2 separate regions of the Mus musculus genome follow, and region 2 is linked to region 1. Evidence: chromatin loops called from intact Hi-C (ENCODE). Cell type or tissue: heart. All regions are shown on one strand. Each heading gives the region's core, and the rest is flanking DNA. Links, peaks and the distances in the headings are about the cores only.

Region 1 (4,385 bases), core at 95-4,094:
CAGTGCCACTCCCTGGGCCAAGTATGTGCAACCATCACACATGACTGAGGATGGTTTTGAACTCCTGACTCCATCCTTCGGCTCCCACCTCCCGAGCACTGCTATCACAGGTGTGATGCTTGGCTGGCTTTGGGTCCTCCATCCTCCTTTCTCAGTCTGTAGGAATGACAGCATCCCAGGAGGATGCTACCATGTCTGGCAAAGCAAAATGTTCAGTTTGTACAGGAACAAACAAACTCTAATATAAATATTTTTTAAGAATATTTATGTATGTAGCCGGGCATGGTGGTACACACCTTTAATCCTAGCACTCAGGAGGCAGAAGCAGGCAGATTTCTGAGTTCGAGGCTAACCTGGGCTACACAGAGAAACCCTGTCTTGAAAAACCAACCAACCAAACAAAAGAATATTTATATATGATGTATGTATGTCTGTATGTATATGAGTACACTGTCGCTGTCTTCAGACACACCAGAAGAGGGCATCAGATCCCATTACAGATGGTTGTGAGCCACCATGTGGTTGCTGGGAATTGAATTCAGGACCTCTGGTAGAGCAGCCAGTGCTCTTAACTGCTGAGCCATCTCTCCAGCTCCCAGTGTAAATCTTAAGGCATAGTGGTCTTTTACTTTTTTAAGACAAAGTTTCAGTATGTGGCCCTTTGTGGGCTGTGTAGTACTCAGGACAGCCTTAATGTCTATCTGTCTCGCCCTCCTAAATGCTGAAATTAAAGCATATGTCATCATACTCAGTAGTATATTGGTCTCATGGGAAATTTAATATTATGGTTGAAGGTCAATATACTTTTTTTTCAGTTTTTGCTGGCTGAGGTGTCCCCTCCCAAAGTATATTTTCCCCCATTAACTAGAAATTCAAACTGAATTCTTTTTAGATAATTCAGGCTGTTATTTATCCTTCAAGATGACCATTATAAACATGTTTTTGGTACAAAATAGCATAGCTATGGGAGCTTGGGATTATCCACTGAACACCCCCTAGTATTTTTAAGAGTTGTGATCCATATTTGCATTTTATGGAAAAGACAAATTTGCATTCATAGGAAAAGACAAATAACAACAAAATGAAATTTAAAGTGCATTCTAGGGATGTATTAAGAAGACTTTTAAAGTCAGGTGATGGTGGCACATGCCTTTGATCCAGAACTCAAAAAAACACCAAAAGAAAAAAAAAAAAACCACCAAAAAAAAAAAAAAAAAAGGATTTTAAAGCTGGGTGTGTGGTTCATGCCATTAAGCCCAGCACTTGGTAGTTAAAGACAGATGGATTTCTGAGTTGGAGCCTAATCTCTGGTTGAGTTCCAGGACAGCCAGGGCTATTTAGTGAAATACAGTATCAAAAACAAAAACAACAAAAAAAGGATTTACTGTAGTGCTTTTTTTTTTTTCTTTTGCCAGTTCTACAGGATGTTAGTCAAATGCCTTATTACATCACTGGCACAGTTTCTACTGTGTCTGTACTTGCTTCCCACTACATAAAATGGCTATGATTTATACTTCTTTAGAACACTCCCCCTTGTGTACAATTAATTTTTGTGAGGTTGGAGTCTCGGTCTGTGGGCTCGGGTAGCAGCCTCCCAGCTCCGGGCTCAGGCATTCCTTCTGTCTGGAAGCACAGGTGCCCACAGTGTACTGGGCTCGCTCTACAGACAGGATTTCTCAGGGATAGGTCATTCTTCGTGTAACATTTTCTCCGCTCTAGAATTCTATTTTAACGTTTATCACTTTAGAAGCCTTTGTATTCCAGTGCACACACCCAGAAATCGAAGCATCAAATGGTGACTGTTAGGTCCTACTTTAATGTGTGCGCTTGCCTTCACCTAATACTTTGTACAGGATATTCAGCACAACTCGATGGTTCTCCTGGCAAACAACTTCAGGTTCCGTTTGAGGCTTTAAGAAAATCAATTAGCTTAACCTTTATTAAGAGGCACAGGAGACAGAAGTTCCGACAGAACCTACTTTCTCAAGAACAAGCCAATGCTCACCAGGAAGGTTTCAGGTGAGACTTGAAAACACAAGTCCTGTACATTCATGCGGTTCTTCCCACCCCGCCTACAAAACCCAACCCAACCCAACCAAACCAAACCAAACCAAACCCTGAGCTGTAATAAAGCCCAATCCATCGATATCTTCTGTGAGACGTAGAGGGGCTTGTCACCAGGCATCGGTACCCCGCACCCAAGCGGACCGTCGGAGTCCTCCCTAGCTTCCCAGGGAGGATCGCGGACAGCTGGGACATACACGTCCAAACACCGGACTTCACTGCTCGCCTCAGGCTCTGCCGGGACCACCAGCTGGCCAAGGCCAACGCGGTGGCGTCTCTTAGGGATCGGGTCCCTCAGCGAAGCTGCAGAGCGAGACAGGAGCCCCGCACCAACGCTCAGCGCGCTCGCTTCGACCCGCACCAGGAGGGCGGCACCCAGGGGAGGAGCTTGCGCACGCCCCTCCGGGTGGAGCGCGCCAGGTGAGCGCGCGTGCGCAGTTGGACCATTAAAAACTAGCCCGCCCCCTTCGCTTCGGCCCGCCTTCGTGGGGGCTGGCTCGCCAGTGGGCGGGGCCGCGGAGAAGGGGGTGGGGAGTGGAGAAAGCGAGCGGCCGAGGACGGCGCCTGCGCGGTGGGCGTGATCCGGGCACTTAGGGCAGGATGAACGCTGCTTTCCAAGATGGCGACGGAGGGAGGAGGGAAGGAGATGAACGAGATTAAGACCCAATTCACCACCCGGGAAGGTCTGTACAAGCTGCTGCAGCACTCGGAGTACAGCCGGCCCAACCGGGTGCCCTTCAACTCGCAGGGATCCAACCCTGTCCGCGTCTCCTTCGTAAACCTCAACGACCAGTCTGGCAACGGCGACCGCCTCTGCTTCAATGTGGGCCGGGAGCTCTACTTCTATATCTACAAGGGGGTCCGCAAGGTACCGACCCGGGCGTCACCGGGGGCGCGCCGGCGGCGCGGGCCGAGGCCGGGAGCTGGGCGGTGACAGCGAGGCCGGGGTGACCGGTGGGGGCGGCCGGCACTTGTACTTTTGAGTGGGCCGGTAACTCCGCTGAGGTGCTCCGGAGGAGAGGGGGCTTCGGGAGTGAGGCGCCGGCGGCAGCGCTGCCTCCTAGGGGAGGAGGGGGCTCTGGAGCCGGGTCGCGGAGATGCCCCGGGAGTAGCCGGTCGCCTCCTCCCCCGGCGGGGTCTGTCAGGTTCCGATCCCGCCCGGGAGCGGGCCTGCGAGTCCCCGGAAGAGGTGCGGCGGCCGTTTTAGGTGGCCTCGCTTCCCGGGAGGCTCGAGAGTCCTGCCCTGGGTGAGAGAACCGGGACGCGAGGCGGCTTGGAAAGGTCCGTAAGGCGGAACCGGGACAGGGAGGCGGAGGACTTGGAGACTAGGTCAGAAAGGACCTGCTCGGCACGCAGGGCTACTCCACCTGCTGCCGCACTGACACTTCTCCTGGTGTCAGCACTGTTTCCAAAAACCTTTCCGGGAGGTCGCCTGTCATTGTCTCCGCGGAGGGAACCGTCTCCCGAAAGGTTTTTGAAGAGGGTCATTCTGTCCCTTGCAGTGTAAGAGGGCTGAGTACTCAAGACTAGGGAGGTTGGAATTATGTTTTCAAATAGGCTAAGTTGCTTCAGAGGTGTTGTGTGTGAGCGTGCCTAGATTTATCTTGTCTAACGAGTCAGGCTATGTCCCAAACAGGGAGGGATAGGCCTTAAATGCTACTTTAAAGTAACCAGCCAAGAACTTAACAGTAATTCTGTGACGCATGCAATCGAGTTTTAAAATGTCTCGTTAAAAGCAGCAATTTATTGGCGCTTTTATTTTATTTTATTTTTTTATTTTTTGGTCACTGGCAAGAATTGCTTATTTTAACTTTTGACCATTGAGAGAGTAAGGAAATGTATGCACTCCATAGCACCTCCAACGGAATGTGACAAGGTGATGGAAGATTCACTTATAAATGTTCAGTTAGTGGGAAAGTACGTTGTCCATATTGAAGAGGACGTGTTCCCAGGGATGGCTATATCCAAAGTCAGCTGCTGTTTATGTTGCACTGTACGGTTAGGAGGACAAGGGAAGGAATGATGGTGTGCAAACGTAAGCTTGTTTCTTTGGTCCAAGGTGAATCTTCTGACTTGTCTTTATTCTTGTCAGTGAACTCCCGAAGCGTTTGGAAATAGCTGGTTGACTCTCCTCTCTCGGGGTTGGGAAAGTATCCAGTGGTTTGAAGAGTAGGAACTGAAGTTTTAGTGCAGTTCCCAACCCTGTTACTGACTCACTGCTGGCTGACCTTGGATACCTGGGAAACTTTCCTTTGCACTTCTTTAAAAAGGGAGGCTGCAGTGCACATGTTATAATTCGTAATAGCTGTGATGGCCATTAG
Region 2 (4,385 bases), core at 149-4,148, 290 kb before region 1:
TTTCCAGGTGCCTCAGTTGGTCTAAACCTCTTCCTGGCAACTAGTCTGGTGTGAGTCTTCTTCCCGGCTTCCTACCTCTGAGGGAGGCTCTCAGCCTTTATTGGCTATCCAGCAGGGAGGGGCCTAGAGAATCTGGTCAGCTTCGGGCACTTTCTGAAGCTATGGTGCTGTTTACTTTCCTGTTTAAGGAGCTTCCCTGAAGGACAGAATGTTTCCATCTCATGGACACTGTTGTACAACAGCCAGGACATGTCAGCATCCAGCTACACATACTCCTGCAGCCTTCACTGTGCTGAAAGACCAGCCCAGCTCCCGTCAAGCCATTCGCCTTAGTTCAGGAACTGTCCTTCCCCTTTCCTCTCCAGCCACAAGGAAACATCTTGCACCTCCCGTTATCCTGTCCCTGAATTAGACCATCTCCACCCCTTTCCTTCGGACTTGCCACCCATCCTGCAGGATGGCACAGGGCTTCTTGTTCCCATCCAGGCATGTGACTTCTCAGGGAACAAGGGAGACAGACACCTTGCTCACTAAGGGGCTCTTTGTGCTGTACTGAACATCATGGATGTCCAGCAAATGTCTGTCAAATGGATCAAGGATGTGCAATCCTGGGTCATGCCATGATACCGGCGTATTTCATGAAATCAGCGTATTTCCTTGAAAGCCCAGACTCCTCCTTGTTCCATGGCCAAAACGCAGTAACTTCAGATCTACTTACTCTTTCCTGATTTAAATTTGTACCATGCTTACTACATTGATAGCGCCTAATTTTAAAATTTCAAAGTAACTCGTGGTATTTTTTTTAATTATTTGTTTCAAGGAAAGTATTAATCCACTTAAGATTCTGTCATATACCCATTCTGTAAAAATACCCATTCCAGTCTGTCACGATTATCTGCAGATTAGTTTTATTTTGGTGAACATTCAGACACCAGCAGACACAACTTACTCTCAGAACCTCCTACAGCACCTCTGGGTTTTGATAAATCTCTCTTTTTTTAACCCCCACAGAGCTTGGGTGAGAACAACCAAAAATGCTTTGCTTGGCATTTACAAGAGTTAAAACAAAAACAAACAAAAACCAAGGGTTAAGATACATCGATTTTTCAGTGCCTTGGCCTGGGTACGTAGCTGAAGTCTCCAGCGTTTGTCTAGCAGGCTCAAAGCTTATGACGAAGGCACCTCCTAAATCATGAGTGAGCGCCTGAAGTCTCCTGCACTCGAAACAGTTCACTCCTACAGTCTTCCTTCTGAGTGCTCCCCCTTAGCATAGGATGTCAGACACTGACAACTCCAAAAACAGGACTGTATAAGTAGCGAATTAGCTTCTTCCCTCATAAAGAGCTACTAGAGAAGTGAGAGAATCAAGTGATCCCTGGTCTTCATGCAGTTTTCTCACAGGCTAACGACCACTGGTAATTAAAGAATAACAAAGACGCAGGGCTGCTCAGACGTAATGGGCTCGGAAAAAAAGCCTACACTGATCTGACTACCTCCCTGGTGGGCCGGGGCGATGGGTGGCAGTGTGCAGGTAGAGTCTCAGAGTGAGCAGCTGATGGGCTCGGCCTAGGTGGATCCAATCCCTAAGACGTAAGGTGGGCGGTGCCTACATTGGGGAAGCCGGTTGCCTTGCGGGTGAGTCTGGAACAGAGAAATTTCGGCGTGCAGGACCACAGGGGAACTAGGCAGTCTACACTTGGACCGCCGTGGGCAGAGTCTGCTCTGGGGAGAGTTCCTTTGCTCGCGTGGGCGGGGACGAAAGGAGAGGCGTGGACTCTATAGGCGGGGCTGAGGCGAGCCCCGCCTCTGAGGCGTGCGGTGGGCGGAGCGTACCCCGGAGCCAGCAGCATTGCCTTCGTGGGCGGGGCCTAATGGCCCAAGGAAACCGCCGCTCGCGCGGTCCCGGGTCTCCTCCGCACTGCACGAGCGTCACCGCTACCAGGCTTATGGGGTAGAGTTTTTCGTGCCTGGAAGGCTACAGAATAGTCGCCATACATCTCACATGTGCATTCCCGCTCCTCACTGTCCTTTGCTCTCCTCCCCGTCCCGGCTCAGCGGCCGTGACTTTATCACCTCCGTTGTCCGCACACGCCTCCCTCTCCCCAGTAGCTCCCTCCCTGATGGCTCCACCAAAACCTTCACAGCCCGGCACACGAGCCGGTCCGCACCGAGGGGGTGGGGACAGGCCGCGCAGTGGGCGGGGCGACGCTGCGGAGCGTTAGGGCACGTGGGGCCGTGTCGGCCAATGGCGTGGCGTCGTTGAGGGCGGCGAGGCGGGGAGAGGGCAGCGTGGGGCCGGCGCGGGGCGGGGCCTGGGGCGGGGGCGGGGCCTGCCGGGAGAGGGGCGGAGAGACGCCGCCGCCGCTGCCGCCGCCGCCGCCGCCGCCGCGGCTGCCGCAGCCTCTGGGAGCCTGGAAAAGGGGAAGCGAGAGCGGACGAGCGACTCAGTCCCCGGGCGGCGGCTGCAGCGGCGGCGGCGGCGGCCGGGGCGGCGCGACGGCCGGGCCGGGGGCGCTTCTGCTGCTGCAGCGGCAGTGGCGGCGGGCGGAGGCAGGGGCGGCGGCGGCGGCCCGCACCAGCCATGCCGAATAAAAACAAGAAGGAGAAAGTGAGTCGGGGCCGGGGGCTCCGGGACCGGGTCTGGGGTCCCCGCGTCGGCGGGTAGGGGCGGGGCGGCAGGTCGTCCAGGCTCGCGGGCGGGCCCAGGGCGCTGGCAGGATTGCATGGAGCTGGGGAGGCCGCTCAGGCTCTGAGGTGGCGCTGAGGTGCCGCGGTCGCTCTGGGTGGCGGCTGATGCTCCGTGCAGTGCTCTGCGTGGCGGGGGCTGGGGTGCTGGAGCGTTCCGGACTCGCCCCAGAAACCCTCACTTGTGAGGTTTAAGGGTGGGAGGGGAGAAAGGGATGGGCCGAGAGCTGGGGTTACGTGTCCCTACCTGGAGTTTTCACCTCCCTCCCCCGCCCCCCAACACAGACATGAAGAGAAACGGAATTTGAAGGCTGCTGGTATTGTGAATATACTCAATATGATGTAGTTTGCTGCTGACATATTAAAGCCATCAGAAGCTCTCAGTGATATGTATCAATTTAGAAACTGCATTTGAGCTGATGCTTAGCGGTCCAAATATTGAGAACACTAATGGTTTTTTGTTGTTGTTTGTTTTTGTTTTTTTGTTTTTGTTTTGTGATGATTCCCAGGAACCACCAAAACCGGTGAAAAGTGGAAAAGGTCCAAAAGAAGGACAAGATACAGCAGAAACAGAGGTAACCTCTGGACAAGCTCATTGTTATTCTTGATCAGCCTTTAATCTAGGGTCTAACACGGAGGCTCTACAAACCAAAGTGTTTCTGAAGTCTTTTCTTATGAGTTACTTATCCCCCCCCCCACTCTTTTATTAAAGTGTGCACAGCGAAACTGACATTTTAAAAACAGTTTTGTGGCTTCTAACAGAGCTCAAGCCCTCCCAGTGAACTGGTCTTAAATGGAGTCTCTAGCTTTAGGGTCTGCCCCCTCGTTCCTTTTCTGTGTCTCTGGCTCTCTCAGTGACTTCCACGGTCCTTGCTTTCCTTGCTGCAGCCTCGAACTGGTGTCCTGGGCAAGCTTCTCTTCTGCTGATGTCTGGTCCTTTTCAACTAAGTGTGGATGTGTTTTGGTGGCTCTAATTTGGGTACTTTTTTTTTTTTTTTTAAACAGTCTTCTATTTCCTTTCCCACAAGCTCCTCCATCCTCTTTGGTGAATCCTGACTTTTCTTGCTTCCTGGCTTTGGCTTATTTCAAGAATATCTGGAATGATCCCTTGGGTCATTTGGTGGAATCTGTGATCCTTAATAGAGTTGTGCCCTTGGGGGATTTTCAGGGCAGGCCCCTTGACCCCCCTTTTTTGGCTTTGTTTTGTATCTCATTGTCTTGGAACTAGAGTGCCCAAGCGAAGAGGCTCAGGCTTTAATTTCAGGGCACCTGGAAGCTGCTCCTTAAGTCTCCCCTCTCCAGAGCCGGATCGTTGAGATTTTACCACAGACATTTCTAATTTGTGGCTGTTCGGCCTCTTCTTCCCGAAAGCTTCATTAGAATGAGTTAAATTCTGCCCTGAAGATAATCTGCAGGGGTTATTTTAGCTCCAGGTTGTCTTCCCCCCCCCCTCAATTTGGTGTGTTCTGTGCCTCCCTCCTCTGCAGCAGGTGGTTCATCCCAGCAAATCTGTTGCCCTCCCTAGAGCTGAAAGCAGAAATCCAAAAGGTTCCTGAAATACCAGTAGATAGGATCGGCTGTGCCAGTCTTTGCCTGCCCTTTCTGAACAGTGGATCGTGACGCCTTTCCTGGGGCCCACTCGTGTCTGACTGCCTTCCACAGCCAGCCCTTCAACAATTTTTACACGACGTGTAGTTGCT

The links. A loop is a pair of places that touch in the nucleus more often than their neighbours do. Peaks named below come from ENCODE experiments on the same cell type or tissue, not always from the same donor. Only the 100,000 strongest peaks of a DNase experiment are listed, where the experiment ranks them.
Region 2: it touches region 1 in a loop (2.4-fold over the local background); 1 of 42 quality-filtered maps calls a loop at or near these places.

What each region holds. Positions count from the first base shown.
Region 1 is chr12:110,735,346-110,739,730 of GRCm38, forward strand. It overlaps Wdr20 (WD repeat domain 20), which reads left to right and starts at 2,655. Exons shown (of 3, transcript NM_027149.4): 1 at 2,655-2,932. The coding sequence starts at 2,684. In heart, for the core only: no CTCF peak of the experiment used is centred there; a DNase peak (open chromatin) is centred at 2,576; H3K4me3 peaks cover 2,560 bases; H3K27ac peaks cover 1,565 bases.
Region 2 is chr12:110,444,778-110,449,162 of GRCm38, forward strand. Ppp2r5c (protein phosphatase 2, regulatory subunit B', gamma) reads left to right here and starts at 2,447. Exons shown (of 16, transcript NM_001373949.1): 1 at 2,447-2,608; 2 at 3,195-3,260. The coding sequence starts at 2,582. In heart, for the core only: no CTCF peak of the experiment used is centred there; DNase peaks (open chromatin) are centred at 1,794, 2,204 and 2,714; H3K4me3 peaks cover 2,548 bases; H3K27ac peaks cover 1,599 bases; H3K27me3 peaks cover 352 bases.